2 separate regions of the Homo sapiens genome follow, and region 2 is linked to region 1. A link is an interaction called in ENCODE POLR2A ChIA-PET data of the cell type or tissue named here. Cell type or tissue: PC-3. All regions are shown on one strand. Region 1 has its middle 81 kb from the start of PCED1B. Region 2 overlaps SLC38A4-AS1 (SLC38A4 antisense RNA 1).

Region 1 (8,000 bases):
GGGCTCAAGTGATCTGCCTGTCTTGGCCTCCCAAAATGCCGTGATTACAGGTGTGAGCCACTGCACCTGGCGTGAAAAAATATATATTTTCAAAAACAAAAATAATACAGTGAGGAGAATGACATTGTTTTACATTTTTGCAAATCTCTTGAATATTTGGTTTAATAAAAGACAGCTGGATTTTCATATTTTCTTCTGCATTCAATCTGTTGCAATACATTGTTTTGATTGAACTATATGAAGAAAATTCAACCTGGTAGAAAAAAGTATTTGGGAAAAGGAGGACCTTATGGAACCCCTGAGGATATCAGGGATCCCTCTGGTTCCCCAGACGACACGTTGAAACAGCTAACCTACAAAGTTCAACATGATCTGGCCCCTACCTGTCTCTTGGACTTTATCTGTAACCATCTCTACTTTCTCACTCTCTGTTCTAGCTCTGTTCTAACCTCCTGCCAGTCCTTGGACTCTTCAAGCAGGTTCCCACCCCAAAGCCTTTGGTCCCTGTGCCTGGAAACTCTCTAGTCTTGTTCTTGGATCCTTCCTTCACCTCATACAGGTGGCAGGTTAGATTTTATTTCACAGAGAAATTTGTTGGATTACTTTTTGAAAATAACACCTATATCCTCTCTTATTCTATTTTTCTCTGTCACTTTACCCTGCTTTATTTTCATAAAACTTACAAACTGGATTTGATTATTACATTGTATGTCTTCTGTACTAGAATTTAAACTCTATGAGGTCAAGACCTTTTTTTTCCTTGTATGCCATTGCATTTCCACACCTGAGAAGTAATTTTCACAAGAAATATTTCTTGAATGTATTAATTAATAAATAAGAAAATCACCAATCAGCATTGAGTCTCAAACCAGATGACTTTTCTCGCATCTTTAGATAATGATTTTAAAAACTGGGCTTTGTTGAGAGAAAGAGAAATTTCTATGTGATAGAGCTCCTCCTTTGACATATCAGAATGGATCATAGAGCTTTAATCTTGAGAAGTTTGAAAGTGTGCTTTTTTCCTGGTCTCGGAGATTGTGGGAAGAGGAAGGGGGATGTAGGTAGGGAAGATGTGTGGCTAAATAGCTGGGTTATGAGTTCTCCCTGCCACTGACTTTCCACAACATGAGAATATGTTAGGTATTTTCAGGGATATGGTGAGAGCAGACTTTGTTCCAGGTAACATCTGCGACCCCTAACAGTGAATGCTTCTCAAGCTGCATCAGAGTAATGGTGTCTATAAGCACAGTTAGTGAGAGAAAAGATTCCTAACTCTGATCTGTCTTGGTTCCTGTGAGACATGGAATATGGAATTGGGACATGGAAGTTGGTTGAAAGCATAACTCAGAAGTAGACCAGGGTGGGCTATGGCAGTACAATGAAGTGACAGCAAGTCCAGACTGCAGGGTGGACTGCCTCAGCCAGCAACCAAATAGGAATCAAAACCACAATGCAGGGGCCTGTAGCTATAATGGGGACAAAGTCACAGAGAGGACCACCATCCCAAATCAAGCCCAAAGCCAATGGTGCATCAGCTACAGGCACTGGGAGAAGCAAGCAGCCAAGGGAGGGACATCATTGTGCATACCAAAGTGGACAGAGGGCAGTTCAAGGGGCTGAGTAAATACCCAATTTCCACCATTCCCTCTTCCTGAGATCAATAAGGCCTTCTACCTGCTGTATACCTGGATGACACCTTGGAGTGTCAGCAGAGACAGGGCAGAAAATCAGAGTATTTGCCCAAAATAGCCTAAAAGGTTTTTATTGCAGAAATTAATGAAGTGTCCTTAGCTTACTGCATGGAGTAAATATAGACAGGGAAAGCCTGGAGGTCTAGTTCATGAAACTCTCTGCTATTTCATCTCCTACCTCTGGAAGGTCAACCGTTGTGTTGGAGCTCGCCATTGTCATTTTAATCTTTGGCATGAAATGACATTTGACAAAAGAAGAAACACCAGTGGGTAATAAACATACACATAGAATCACTTTTTATTATTTTTACAAAATCACTTTATTACTTTTATAATAATAAAGACAAACTAAAGAAACAATAAGGTACCTGATAAAGGGCCTTTTATATTGGCAAATATCTGTTGAATTATATTATCCAATATAGAAAATATGACAGTGAAATAGACACTCATACTCTGTTAGTGATGACACATTTCTGGAGGATAATTTGTCAATATTCATCTACTTCTAGCGATTAATCTATGAATACTGGCAGGGATAGTTAGTGACCATCAACTAACTAATCAATTTCTTATTTTATGCACTGTGTTTTTGCTGTTATACCCTAGAAATCTTTGTATAGCCCAAATCACAAAAATTTTCTCCAGTTTTTAAAAAGTTATATACTTTTAGGTTTTACAGTTTATCATCCATTTTGAAGTAATTTTTGTATATGGTGCAAGGAATAATTAAAAGTTCATTTGAAGACTTTTTTTGCATGTGGTTAGTCAGTTGTGCCAGCACTCCTTGCTGAATAGATTATCATTTCTCCACTGGATTGCCTTTGCAACTTTGTCAAAAATCAATTGATTACATGTGTGGGTCTATTTCTGGACTTTTTATTCTGTTTCATTGATTTTTTAAATCTATTTTGATGCTAATACCACATTGCCTTGATTACTATAGACTTATAATAAATCTGGAAATCAAATAGTTAAAGTTTTTGACTTTGCTATTCTTTTTCAAAGTTGTTTTGGCTATTCAAAGTCCTTTGTATTTTCATATGAATTTTAGAATTAGCTTGTTGATTTCTACAAAACAAGCTCGCTAAGACTTTGCTTGGCATTGCATTAATTTTATAGTTCAATTTGGGAAGAACTGAAACCTTAACAATATTCAATCTTCCTATTCATGAACAGGGAATATCTCTCCATTTATTTACATCTTTATTTTTTGATCAGTACTATTTTATAGTTTTCAGAGTACAGATCTTTTACTTGTCATAGTTATCTCTAAATATTCTCTTCATGCTAAGGGGAACAGCATTATTTTTTAAGAATTTCACTTTAATAGTGTTCATCACTAGTGTATAGAAATGCAATTGACTTTGGTACATTGGTCTTGTATCTTGCAACCTTGCTAAACTCACATAGTAGCTATACCGTAGTCCCCCCTTATTCTTCACTTTGTATGGTTTCAGTTACCTAAGGTCAACTGTGGTTCAAAAATGGAAAATTACAGAAATAAAGAGTTTATGAATTTTGAAGTGTGCGCTGTTCTGAGTAGTGTGATAAAATCTCTTGCCATCCCACTCCATTCTGCTCAGAAGTTGAATCATTCCTTTGTCCAAATGTATTCGCTCCTTACTTATTAGTCACTTAGTAACCATCTCATTTACAAGATCAACTGTTGTGGTATTTCAGTAGTATCACAGTTCAAGTAACCCTTATTTTACTTAATTGTTCTATTTTAACATTAGCTGTTGTTAATCTCTTACTGTGACTAATTTATAAATTAAATTTTATCTTAGGTATGTTTACACTGGAAAAAGGTAGCGTACATGTAGTATATATAGTTCGGTACCATCTGAGGTTTCAGACATCCACTGGAGGTCTTAAAATTTACCCCCCTGAAGATTTAAAAAAAAAAAAAAAAAGAAAAGAAAAACAACTGTCATGGCATTTTTGTTTATTCTATAAAATTTTCTCCAAGGACAGTCATGTCTGTAAAAATAATTTAAATTATTTCTTCATAAACTGAGCTAAATAATACCTCAAGCTACATAAGCTAAATACTACCTCAGCTGCCTCCAACAAATTTTGTATGCTGTCCTTTCATTCTCATTCAGTTCAAAATACCTTCTAATTTTCTTTTTGATTTCTTGTTTATAACATGGGGTATTTAGAAGTGTGTTATTTAACTTTCAGATATTTGAAGATTTTCCAGATATGTTTCTGTTGCTTATTTTAGAAATTTAATTCTGTTGTAAACAGAGAACACACATCATACAATTTGAGTAATTTAAAATCTATTGAGACTTGTTATATGGCCCAGAATATATCTTGGTAAATGTTCTGTATGCACTTGAAAAAAACGTCTATTCTGTTGATGATAGGTGCAGTATTATACAAATGTCAATTAGATAAAATTGGTTTGTAGTGTTGTTCGAATCTTTAGCTGTAATTGTGGATTTCTCTATCCTTGATTTTTTTTCAAGTATTTTGGAACTCTATTATTAGTGTGTAATTATTTAGGATTGTATTCTCTTAAACTAACCACTTAACTAATATGAAATGACCCTCTTTATCTCAGGTAATAATCTGTGCTCTGAAATCTACTTTGATATTAATATAGCCTCTCCAGCTATCTTTTGACTATGTTAACATGGTGTATCTTTTCCCATCTTTTTACTGTTAAGCTATTTGTGTCTCTATATTTAAAGCGTGTTTCTTTTAGGCAGCATATACTTGCATTTTTCTGTTTTAATCCAATCTGACAATCTCTGCCTTTCATTTTTAATTATTATTATTATTATGATACTTTAAGTTTTAGGGTACATGTGCACAATGTGCAGGTTTGTTACATATGTATACATGTGCCATGTTGGTGTGCTACACCCATTAACTCGTCATTTAGCATTAGGTATATCTCCTAATGCCATCCCTCCCCCCTCCCCCCACCCCACAACTTTCCCTGGAGTGTGATGTTCCCCTTCCTGTGTCCATGTGTCCTCATTGTTCAATTCCCACCTATGAGTGAGAACATGCGGTGTTTGGTTTTTTGTCCTTGCAATAGTTTGCTGAGAATGATGATTTTAAATTTCATGCATGTCCCTACAAAGGACATGAACTCATCATTTTTTATGGCTGCATAGTATTCCATGGTGTATATGTGCCACATTTTCTTAATCCAGTCTATCGTTGTTGGACATTTGGGTTGGTTCCAAGTCTTTGCTATTGTGAATAGTGCCTCAATAAACATAAGTGTGCATGTGTCTTTATAGCAGCATGATTTATAGTCCTTTGAGTATATATGCAGTAATGGGATGGCTGGGTCAAATGGTATTTCTAGTTCTAGATCCCTGAGGAATCGCCACACTGACTTCCACAATGGTTGAACTATATTACAGTCCCACCAACAGTGTAAAAGTGTTCCTATTTCTCCACATCCTCTCCAGCACCTGTTGTTTCCTGACTTTTTAATGATTGCCATTCTAACTGGTGTGAGATGGTATCTCACTGTGGTTTTGATTTGCATTTCTCTGATGGCCAGTAATGACGAGCATTTTTTCATGTGTTTTTTGGCTGCATAAATGTCTTCTTTTGAGAAGTGTCTGTTCATATCCTTTGCCCACTTTTTGACAGGGTTGTTTGTTTTTTTCTTGTAAATTTGTTTGAGTTCATTGTAGCTTCTGGATATTAGCCCTTTGTCAGATTAGTAAGTTGTGAAAATTTTCTCCCATTCTGTAGGTTGCCTGTTCACTCTGATGGTAGTTTCTTTTGCTGTGCAGAAGCTCTTTAGTTGAATTAGATCCCATTTGTCAATTTTGGCTTTTGTTGCCATTGCTTTTGGTGTTTTAGACATGAAGTCCTTGCCCATGCCTGTGTCCTGAATGGTATTGCCTAGGTTTTCTTCTAGGGTTTTTATGGTTTTAGGTCTAACATTTCAGTCTTTAATCCATCTTGAATTAATTTTTGTATAAGGTATAAGGAAGGGATCCAGTTTCAGCTTTCTACATATGGCTAGCCAGTTTTCCCAGCACCATTTATTAAATAGGGAATCCTTTCCCCGTTGCTTGTTTTTCTCAGGTTTGTCAAAGATCAGGTAGTTGTAGATATGCGGCATTATTTCTGTGGGCTCTGTTCTGTTCCATTGATCTATATCTCTGTTTTGGTACCAGTACCATGCTGTTTTGGTTACTGTAGCCTTGTAGTATAGTTTGAAGTCAGGTAGCATGATACCTCTGGCTTTTTTCTTTTGGCTTAGGATTGACCTGGTGATGTGGGCTCTTTTTTGGTTCCATATGAACTTTAAAGTAGTTTTTTCCAATTCTGTGAAGAAAGTCATTGGTAGCTTGATGGGAGTGTCATTGAATCTATAAATTACCTTGGACAGTATGACCATTTTCACGATATTGATTCTTCCAACCCATGAGCATGGGATGTTTTTCCATTTGTTTGTATCCTCTTTTATTTCCTTGAGCAGTGGTTTGTAGTTCTCCTTGAAGAGGTCCTTCACATCCCTTGTAAGTTGGATTCCTAGGTATTTTATTCTCTTTGAAGCAATTGTGAATGGGAGTTCACTCATGATTTGGCTCTCTGTTTGTCTGTTATTGGTGTATAAGAATGCTTGTGATTTTTGTACATTGATTTTGTATCCTGAGAATTTGCTGAAGTTGCTTATCAGCTTGAGGAGATTTTGGCCTGAGACGATGGGGTTTTCTAGATATACAATCATGTCATCTGCAAACAGGGACAATTTGACTCCCTCTTTTCCTAATTGAATACCCTTTATTTCCTTCTCCTGCCTGATTGCCCTGGCCAGAACTTCCAACACTATGTTGAATAGGAGTGGTGAGAGAGGGCATCCTTGTCTTGTGCCAGTTTTCAAAGGGAATGCTTCCAGTTTTTGCCCATTCAGTATGATATTGGCTGTGGGTTTGTCATAAATAGCTCTTATTATTTTGAGATATGTCCCATCAATACCTAATTTATTGAGAGTTTTTAGCATGAAGAGTTGTTGAATTTTGTCAAAGGCCTTTTCTGCATCTATTGAGATAATCATGTGGTTTTTGTCTTTGGTTCTGTTATATGCTGGATTACATTTATTGATTTGCGTATGTTGAACCAGCCTTGCATCCCAGGGATGAAGCCCACTTGATCATGGTGAATAAGCTTTTTGATGTGCTGCTGGATTTGGTTTGCCAGTATTTTATTGAGGATTTTTGCATCAAGGTTCATCAAGGATATTGGTCTAAAATTCTGTTTTTTTGTTGTGTCTCTGCCAGGCTTTGCTATGAGGATGATGCTGGCCTCATAGAATGAGTTAGGGAGGATTCCCTCTTTTTCTATTGATTGGAATAGTTTCAGAAGGAATGGTACCAGCTCCTCCTTGTACCTCTGGTAGAATTCGGCTGTGAATCCGTCTGGTCCTGGACTCTTTTTGGTTGGTAAACTATTGATTATTGCTTCAATTTCAGAGCCTGTTATTGGTCTATTCAGAGATTCAACTTCTTCCTGGTTTAGTCTTGGGAGGGTGTATGTGTCGAGGAATTTATCCATTTCTTCTAGATTTTCTAGTTTATTTGCATAGAGGTGTTTGTAGTATTCTCTGACGGTAGTTTGTATTTCTGTGGGATTGGTGTGATATCTGCTTTATCATTTTTTATTGCGTCTATTTGATTCTTTTCTCTTTTCTTCTTTATTAGTCTTGCTAGCGGTCTATCAATTTTGTTGATCTTTTCAAGAAACCAGCTCCTGGATTCATTAATTTTTTGAACGGTTTTTTGTGTCTCTATTTCCTTCAGTTCTGCTCTGATTTTAGTTATTTCTTGCCTTCTGCTAGCTTTTGAATGTGTTTGCTCTTGCTTTTCTAGTTCTTTTAATTGTGATGTTAGGGTGTCAATTTTGGATCTTTCCTGCTGTCTCTTGTGGGCATTTAGTGCTATAAATTTCCCTCTACACACTGCTTTGAACGTGTCCCAGATATTCTGGTATGTTGTGTCTTTGTTCTCGTTGGTTTCAAAGAACATCTTTATTTCTGCCTTCATTTCATTATGTACCCAGTAGTCATTCAGGAGCAGGTTGTTCAGTTTCCATGTAGTTGCGTGGTTTTGAGTGAGTTTCTTAATCCTGAGTTCTAGTTTGATTGCACTGTGGTCTGAGAGACAGTTTGTTATAATTTCTGTTCTTTTACATTTGCTGAGGAGTGCTTTAATTCCAACTATGTGGTCAATTTTGGAATAGGTGTGGTGTGGTGCTGAAAAAAATGTATATTCTATTGATTTGGGATGGAGAGTTCTGTAGATGTCTATTAGGTCTGCTTGGTGC
Region 2 (8,000 bases), 380 kb after region 1:
ATCCTAAGACTTTGCTGCAGTTGCTTATCAGCTTAAGGAGATTTGGGGCTGAAACAATGGGGTTTTCTAGATATACAATCATGTCACCTGCAAACAGGGACAATTTGACTTCCTCTTTTCCTAATTGAATACAGTCTATTTCCTTCTCCTGCCTAATTGCCCTGGCCAGAACTTCCAACACTATGTTGAATAGGAGTGGTGAGAGAGGGCATCCCTGTCTTGTGCCAGTTTTCAAAGGGAATGCTTCCAGTTTTTGCCCATTCAGTATGATATTGGCTGTGGGTTTGTCATAAATAGCTCTTCTGATTTTGAGATACGTCCCATCAATACCTAATTCATTGAGAGTTTTTAGCATGAAGGGTTGTTGAATTTTGTCAAAGGCCTTTTCTGCATCTATTGAGATAATCATGTGGTTTTTGTCTTTGGTTCTGTTTATATGCTGGATTACATTTATTGATTTGTGTATATTGAACCAGCCTTGCATCCCAGGGATGAAGCCCACTTGATCATGGTGGATAAGCTGTTTGATGTGCTGCTGGATTCGGTTTGCCAGTATTTTATTGAGGATTTTTGCATCAATGTTCATTAAGGATATTGGTCTAAAATTCTCTCTTTTGGTTGTGTCTCTGCCAGGCTTTGGTATCAGGATGATTCTGGCCTCATAAAATGAGTTAGGGAGAACTCCCTCTTTTTCTATTGATTGGAATAGTTTCAGAAGGAATGGTACCAGTTCCTCCTTGTACCTCTGGTAGAATTCGGCCGTGAATCCATCTGGTCCTAGACTCTTTTTGGTTGGTAAGCTATTGATTATTGCCACAATTTCAGAGCCTGTTATTGGTCTATTCAGAGATTCAACTTCTTCCTGGTTTAGTCTTGGGAGGGTGTATGTGTTGAGGAATTTATCCATTTCTTCTAGATTTTCTAGTTTATTTGTGTAGAGGTGTTTGTAGTATTTTCTGATGGTAGTTTGTATTTCTGTGGGATCAGTGGTGATATCCCCTTTATCATGTTTTATAGCGTCCATTTGATTCTTCTCTCTTTTCTTCTTTATTAGTCTTGCTAGCGGTCTACCAACTTTGTTGATCCTTTCAAAAAAGCAGCTCCTGGATTCATTAATTTTTTGAAGGGTTTTTTGTGTCTCTATTTCCTTCAGTTCTGCTCTGATTTTAGTTATTTCTTGCCTTCCGCTAGCTTTTGAATGTGTTTGCTCTTGTTTTTCTAGTTGTTTTAATTGTGATGTTAGGGTGTCAATTTTGGATCTTTCCTGCTTTCTCCTGTGGGCTTTTAGTGCTATAAATTTCCCTCTACACACTGCTTTGAATGTGTCCCAGAGATTCTGGTATGTTGTGTCTCTGTTCTTGTTGATTTCAAAGAACATCTTTATTTCTGCCTTCATTTTGTTATGTACCCAGTAGTCATTCAGGAGCAGGTTGTGCAGTTTCCATGTAGTTGAGCAGTTTTGAATGAGTTTCTTAATCCTGAGTTCTAGTTTGATTGCACTGTGGTCTCAGAGACAGTTTGTTATAATTTCTGTTCTTTTACATTTGCTGAGGAGTGCTTTACTTCCAACTATGTGGTCAATTTTGGAATAGGTGTGGTGTGGTGCTGAAAAAATGTATATTCTGTTGATTTGGGGTGGAGAGTTCTGTAGATGTCTATTAGGTCCGCTTGGTGCAGAGCTGAGTTCAATTCCTGGGTATCCTTGTTAATTTTCTGTCTCACTGATCTGTCTAATGTTGACAGTGGGGTGTTAAAGTCTCCCATTATTATTGTGTGGGAGTCTAAGTCTCTTTGTAGGTCACTCAGGACTTGCTTTATGAATCTGGGTGCTCCTGTATTGGGTGCATATATATTTAGGATAGTTAGCTCTCCTTGTTGAATTGATCCCTTTACCATTATGTAATGGCCTTCTGTCTCTTTTGATCTTTGTTGGTTTAAAGTCTGTTTTATCAGAGACTAGGATTGCAACCCCTGCCTTTTTTTGTTTTCCATTTGCTTGGTAGATCTTCCACCATCCCTTTATTTTGAGCCTATGTGTGTCTCTGCACGTGAGATGGGTTTCCTGAATACAGCACATTGATGGGTCTTGACTCTTTATCCAATCTGCCAGTCTGTGTCTTTTAATTGGAGCATTTAGTCCATTTACATTTAAAGTTAATATTGTTATGTGTGAATTTGATCCTGTCATTAAGATGTTAGCTGGTTATTTTGCTCGTTAGTTGATGCAGTTTCTTCCTAGCCTCGATGGTCTTTACAATTTGGCATGATTTTGCGGTGGCTGGTACCGGTTGTTCCTTTCCATGTTTAGTGCTTCCTTCAGGAGCTCTTTTAGGGCAGGCCTGGTGGTGACAAAATCTCTCAGCATTTGCTTGTCTGTAAAGTATTTTATTTCTCCTTCACTTATGAAGCTTAGTTTGGCTGGATATGAAATTCTGGGTTGAAAATTCTTTTCTTTAAGAATGTTGAATATTGGCCCTCACTCTCTTCTGGCTTGTAGAGTTTCTGCCAAGAGATCCGCTGTTAGTCTGATGGGCTTCCCTTTGAGGGTAACCCGACCTTTCTCTCTGGCTGCCCTTAACATTTTTTCCTTCATTTCAACTTTGGTGAATCTGATAATTATGTGTCTTGGAGTTGCTCTTCTTGAGGAGTATCTTTGTGGTGTTCTCTGTATTTCCTGAATCTGAACGTTGGCCTGCCTTGCTAGATTGCGGAAGTTCTCCTGGATAATATCCTGCAAAGTGTTTTCCAACTTGGTTCCATTCTCTCCGTCACTTTCAGGTACACCAATCAGACGTAGATTTGGTCTTTTCACATAGTCCCATTTTTCTTGGAGGCTTTGTTTGTTTCTTTTTATTCTTTTTTCTCTAAACTTCCCTTCTCGCTTCATTTCATTCATTTCATCTTCCGTCACTGATACTCTTTCTTCCAGTTGATTGCATTGGCTCCTGAGGCTTCTGCATTCTTCATGTAGTTCTCGAGCCTTGGCTTTCAGCTCCATCAGCTCCTTTAAGCACTTCTCTGTATTGGTTATTCTAGTTATACATTCATCTAAATTTTTTTCAAAGTTTTCAACTTCTTTGCCTTTGGTTTGAATTTCCTCCTGAAGCTCGGAGTAGTTTGATCATCTGAAGCCTTCTTCTCTCAATTCGTCAAAGTCATTCTCCGTCCAGCTTTGTTCCATTGCTGGTGAGGAGCTGGGTTCCTTTGGAGGAGGAGAGGCACTCTGCTTTTTAGAGTTTCCAGTTTTTCTGCTCTGTTTTTTCCCCATCTTTGTGGTTTTATCTACTTTTGGTCTTTGATGATGGTGATGTACAGATGGGTTTTTGGTGTGGATGTCCTTTCTGTTTGTTAGTTTTCCTTCTAACAGACAGGACCCTCAGCTGCAAGTCTGTTGGAGTTTGGTAGAGGTCCATTCCAGACCCTGTTTGCCTGGCTACCAGCAGCAGTGGCTGCAGAACAGCGGATTTTCGTGAACCGCGAATGCTGCTGTCTGATCATTCCTCTGGAAGTTTTGTCTCAGAGGAGTACACGGCCTTGTGAGGTGTCAGTCTGCCCCTACTGGGGGGTGCCTCCCAGTTAGGGTGCTCGGGGGTCAGGGGTCAGGGACCCACTTGAGGAGGCAGTCTGCCCATTCTCAGATCTCCAGCTGCGTGCTGGGAGAACCACTGCTCTCTTCAAAGCTGTCAGGAAGGGACATTTAAGTCTGCAGAGATTACTGCTGTCTTTTTGTTTGTCTGTGCCCTGCCCCCAGAGGTGGAGCCTACAGAGGCAGGCAGGTCTCCTTGAGCTGTGGTGGGCTCCCCCCAGTTCGAGCTTCCCGCCTGCTTTGTTTACCTAAGCAAGCCCGGGCAATGGCGGGCGCCCCTCCCCCAGCCTCGCTGCCACCTTTCAGTTTGATCTCAGACTGCTGTGCTAGCAATCAGCGAGGCTCCATGGGTGTAGGACCCTCTGAGCCAGGTGCGGGATATAATCTCCTGGTGCACCGTTTAAGCCCATTGGAAAAGTGCAGTATTGGGGTGGGAGTGACCCGATTTTCCAGGTGCCGTCTGTCACCCCTTTCTTTGACTAGGAAAGGGAACTCCCTGACCCCTTGTGCTTCCCAAGTGAGGCAATGCCTCACCCTGCTTCGGCTCGTGCATGGTGCGCTGCACCCACTGTCCTGTGCCCACTGTCTGGCACTCCCTAGTGAGATGAACCCGGTACCTCAGATGGAAATGCAGAAATCACCCATCTTCTGCATCACTCACGCTGGGAGCTGTAGACCGGAGCTGTTCTTATTTGGCCATCTTGGCTCCACTCATGACAGCTCATTTCTATGTAAGTATATTATCCTTATTTTACCTCTGATGAAACTGAAACTTAGTAACTGGCCCAGGGTCACACTGCTAGAAATAGCTGAGCTGGAATTGAATGCATGTCTGTTGAATTACAAGGCCTGGGCTCTTGTCCACGTAGGGACAGAAGACAGAATTATGCAACAACGGGAGGAACCTCAGAGATGTCCTAATGCATCATGACAAACCCTCTGTCCCTCTCCTGCCTGATTACAACTCTGCCAAATACACACATTTCACAGACAAAAACACTGCTAATCAGGTCATTCAAATGCCTCACCAACTCACAGGTTACACAAATGGTGAATGTACTCATACAAAGTGACATTCAACAGTTTTAAAGATGAAAAATTATTGACTTTTAGTTTCTCCTCCACTCCCCTGCTTAAAGTCAACTTTATTGGGATTATAATTTGTATTCGGAAAACTCCATTTATTTAAGGTACACAAATTAAGAAGTTTTGAGAGATGTGTACACTCTTGAAACCACTCCAATGGTCAAAAAACAGAAGATTTCTACCATCCCCAAAAGATACCCTCTGTTCCCTTGTACTCTATTATTCCCTCTACCCACACCCCAAGGCAAAAACTGATCTGCATTGGTTGCTATTGATTAGCTTGTGTGTTCTACAATTTTATATAACTAAATTCATATTCAGATAGATTCCTTTGTGTCTGAATTCCTTCCCTTAGCATGATGATTTTGAGATTCCTTCATGATGTTTTGTGTGTTAGTAGCTCATTCCTTTGTATTGCTGGGTAGTACCCCCTTATATGGCTGCACCACGTTTTGTCTCTCCATTACCTGTTGAAAGACATTTGGGTTATTTCCAGTTCTTATAGCTACAGCAAATAAAATTACTGTGAATATATGTATACAAACTTTTATGCTGTCATATGTTTTCATTTTTCTTGGGTAAATACCTCAGAGTGGGATGGTTAGGGTGTATGTAAAGCGTATGTTCAACTTTTAAAAAATTGACATCTTCCAAAGTGGTTACACTCTTTTACATTCCCACCAGCAATGCTGCATTCCAATGCCTCGACATGCTTGCCAGCATTTAGTCAAAGTTTTCAGTCTTTTTAATTTTAACCATTCTGGTAGACATATAGTGGTTTTCATTTACATTTCTCTGATGACCAATGATGTTGAGCATCTTTTCTTGTGTTTATTAAACGTAAGAATATCTTCATTTGAAAGTGTCTATTCCACGATTTTACCATTTTCATAGAATTTCTTATTATAGAGTTGTAGTGTTCTCTGTCTATTCTGTATACAAACTTTTTTGTAAGCTATATACTCTGGTGGTTTTATAGTTATGTGTACAAATTCTTGGATACTCATCCACTCAAGAGGTAGAGCTTAATTCAGCTTCCCTTTTATATGGGCTGGATTTAAGGACTCACTTCTAACAAATAGAACATCACAGAGTTATGGGATGTTGCTCCAGAGAGTAGATGATAAAATGACCGCAGCTGCCATCTTTAGTGCACTCACTCACTTCTCTCTCTTCAGCTACTCACTCAAGGAGAAGGGAGCTGCCATGTCCTGAGGACAGACAAGAGGCCTTATGGGAGGCTCATGTGTCCAGAAACTGAGGTAATCTTCTGGATCTTCTACCAGTAGCCACATAAGAGGGCCTGAAAGCGGATCTTCCCCAAATTCAGTCTTTAGATGACTTTATCCCAGCCAACAGCTTAATTGCCATTTCCCAGATTTTGGCCCACAGAAACTGTGAGATAATAATTGTTTGTTGTTTCAAGTTTCTAAGTTTTGTGGGTAATTTTTTATAGAGCAATAGATAACTAACACGTAACATTGCAACAATTTTCTCCAATTCCATGGCTTGCCTTTTTATTTTTCTAAAGGTGTCTTTTGAAGAGCAAAAGATTTTAATTTTGACAAAGTCCATTTTATCATTGTTTCTTTAATGGTTCATTATTTGGGCATTTAAGAACTCTTTGCCTTCTTCAAGAACATAGAAATTTTCTCCTATGTTTTCCTCTAGAATTTTTATCATTTTGGTTCTTAAATTTACATTTACCATCCATTTTTGCTGGTACATAGGAAATCCTTTTGCAGGACCTTTCCTTAGTTCAGCTAAAGATGAGCTTCTTTGTCCCATGGCCATGAAAATTCAGGCTCACAGACAATTTGAATGATGAGTAGGACAGGGTTTTATTAGGTGAAAAGGAAGAAAAGGGGCAAACAGGGACTCTCGCAAGGCCAGAGTCCCTGCTAGAGTACTTGCCACACGCAGCTTGAGTCCCAGGTTCCACACAGGAAGAGGAGGGGCCGGGCTCTTCCCCACTGCAAATGGCACAAACTTCCCAAGGTTCCACCCCCATGTGCATTCCTCCCAGTGGGCAGACTTGTTGGAGATTATCCAACAAGACCCCCTCTCACCTGGCACACTCATTATCTCTTGAATGAATGACAACATTCATTTTGTATCTGAGGTAAGAATCAAGATTCATTGTTTCCTTACAAACATCCAGTTGCTCCACCATCACTTGTTGAAAACTTTCTTTTCCCCATCAAATTTCCATCTTTGTAAAAAATCAACTGATCATAAATATAAGAGTCTATTTCTGGGTTTTTCTGTTCCATGCATCTATATATCTACCCTTCCACTACTACCATACAGTCTTGATTATTTAACACTATATAAAGTCTTGAAATTGGGTAACATAAGACCACCAACTTTGTTCTTCTTTTTAAATTTATTCAGTAATTTGCATTTTCATATATATTTTATAATTAGCTTCTGAATTTCTAAAAACTAGCATGCTGACAGTTTGATTTGGAATATATTGAATCTATAGATGAATTTAGGAAGAATTGAACTCTTAAGAAAATTCAATGTTTACTGTGTATTTTTTAAAAAATTATTGATTCAAGGGCACATTACTAGTATTGGAAGATCATACTTTAAGGGAAATTCTGTTGTGCAATTATGTACCTTTTTCTGAAGTTACTTTTGCATACGCCTCAGTTTCCTAGTCTATAAAGTGGGAAAATGGGATACTTACCTCTGAGGATCACAACTGAAATATTAGAGAGGGTATAAATATGGGATAGAGTCAAGTAAAAGAATGAAAGGGCCAGGCGTGGTGGCTCACGCCTGTAATTCCAGCACGTTGGGAGGCCAAGGTGGGTGGATCACGAGGTCAGGAGATTGAGACCATCCTGGCTAACACGGTGAAACCCCGTCTCTACTAAAAATACAAAAAATTAGCCAGGCATGGTTGCAGGCACCTGTAGTCCCAGCTACTCGGGAGGCTGAGGCAGGAGAATGGCGTGAACCCAGGAGGTGGATCTTGCAGTGAGCTGAGATCTAGCCACTGAGCCACTGCACTCCGGCCTGGGTGACGACAGAGCAAGACTCCATCTCAAAAAAAAAAAAAAAAGAATTAAAGACATGTAGTCTTATTCAGCTCTAAGAACTTTGGGGGATAAATATTTTTTAGAATAATTTTGAAAAAGAATTATTTAAGAATGCATCTTAACTAGTAAATTTATTTTGTTTTCGGTTCATTTTCTGGTGACCTACAAAAACAAGCAGCCAATATTTTATCCAAACCTGATAAGGAGCTGGCTTTGTTTCATTCATTTGTTCAACATTCATTTACTATGTACCAGCATGGATAAAGCACTGGGTACAG

Evidence for each region. Peaks named below come from ENCODE experiments on the same cell type or tissue, not always from the same donor. Only the 100,000 strongest peaks of a DNase experiment are listed, where the experiment ranks them.
Region 2: POLR2A ChIA-PET joins it to region 1 with 6 read pairs; 2 of 35 experiments call an interaction of 5 or more read pairs at or near these places.

Annotation. Positions count from the first base shown.
Region 1 is chr12:46,994,436-47,002,435 of GRCh38, reverse strand. No RefSeq gene overlaps it. Among named protein-coding and RNA genes, the nearest start is that of PCED1B, 81 kb to the left of the region's middle. In PC-3, no CTCF peak of the experiment used is centred here; a DNase peak (open chromatin) is centred at 3,285; H3K27ac peaks cover 1,513 bases.
Region 2 is chr12:46,613,793-46,621,792 of GRCh38, reverse strand. The region is part of intron 3 of SLC38A4-AS1 (SLC38A4 antisense RNA 1); the gene reads right to left. Among named protein-coding and RNA genes, the nearest start is that of SLC38A4, 210 kb to the left of the region's middle. RefSeq lists an enhancer at 3,381-3,881. In PC-3, no CTCF peak of the experiment used is centred here; no DNase peak of the experiment used is centred here.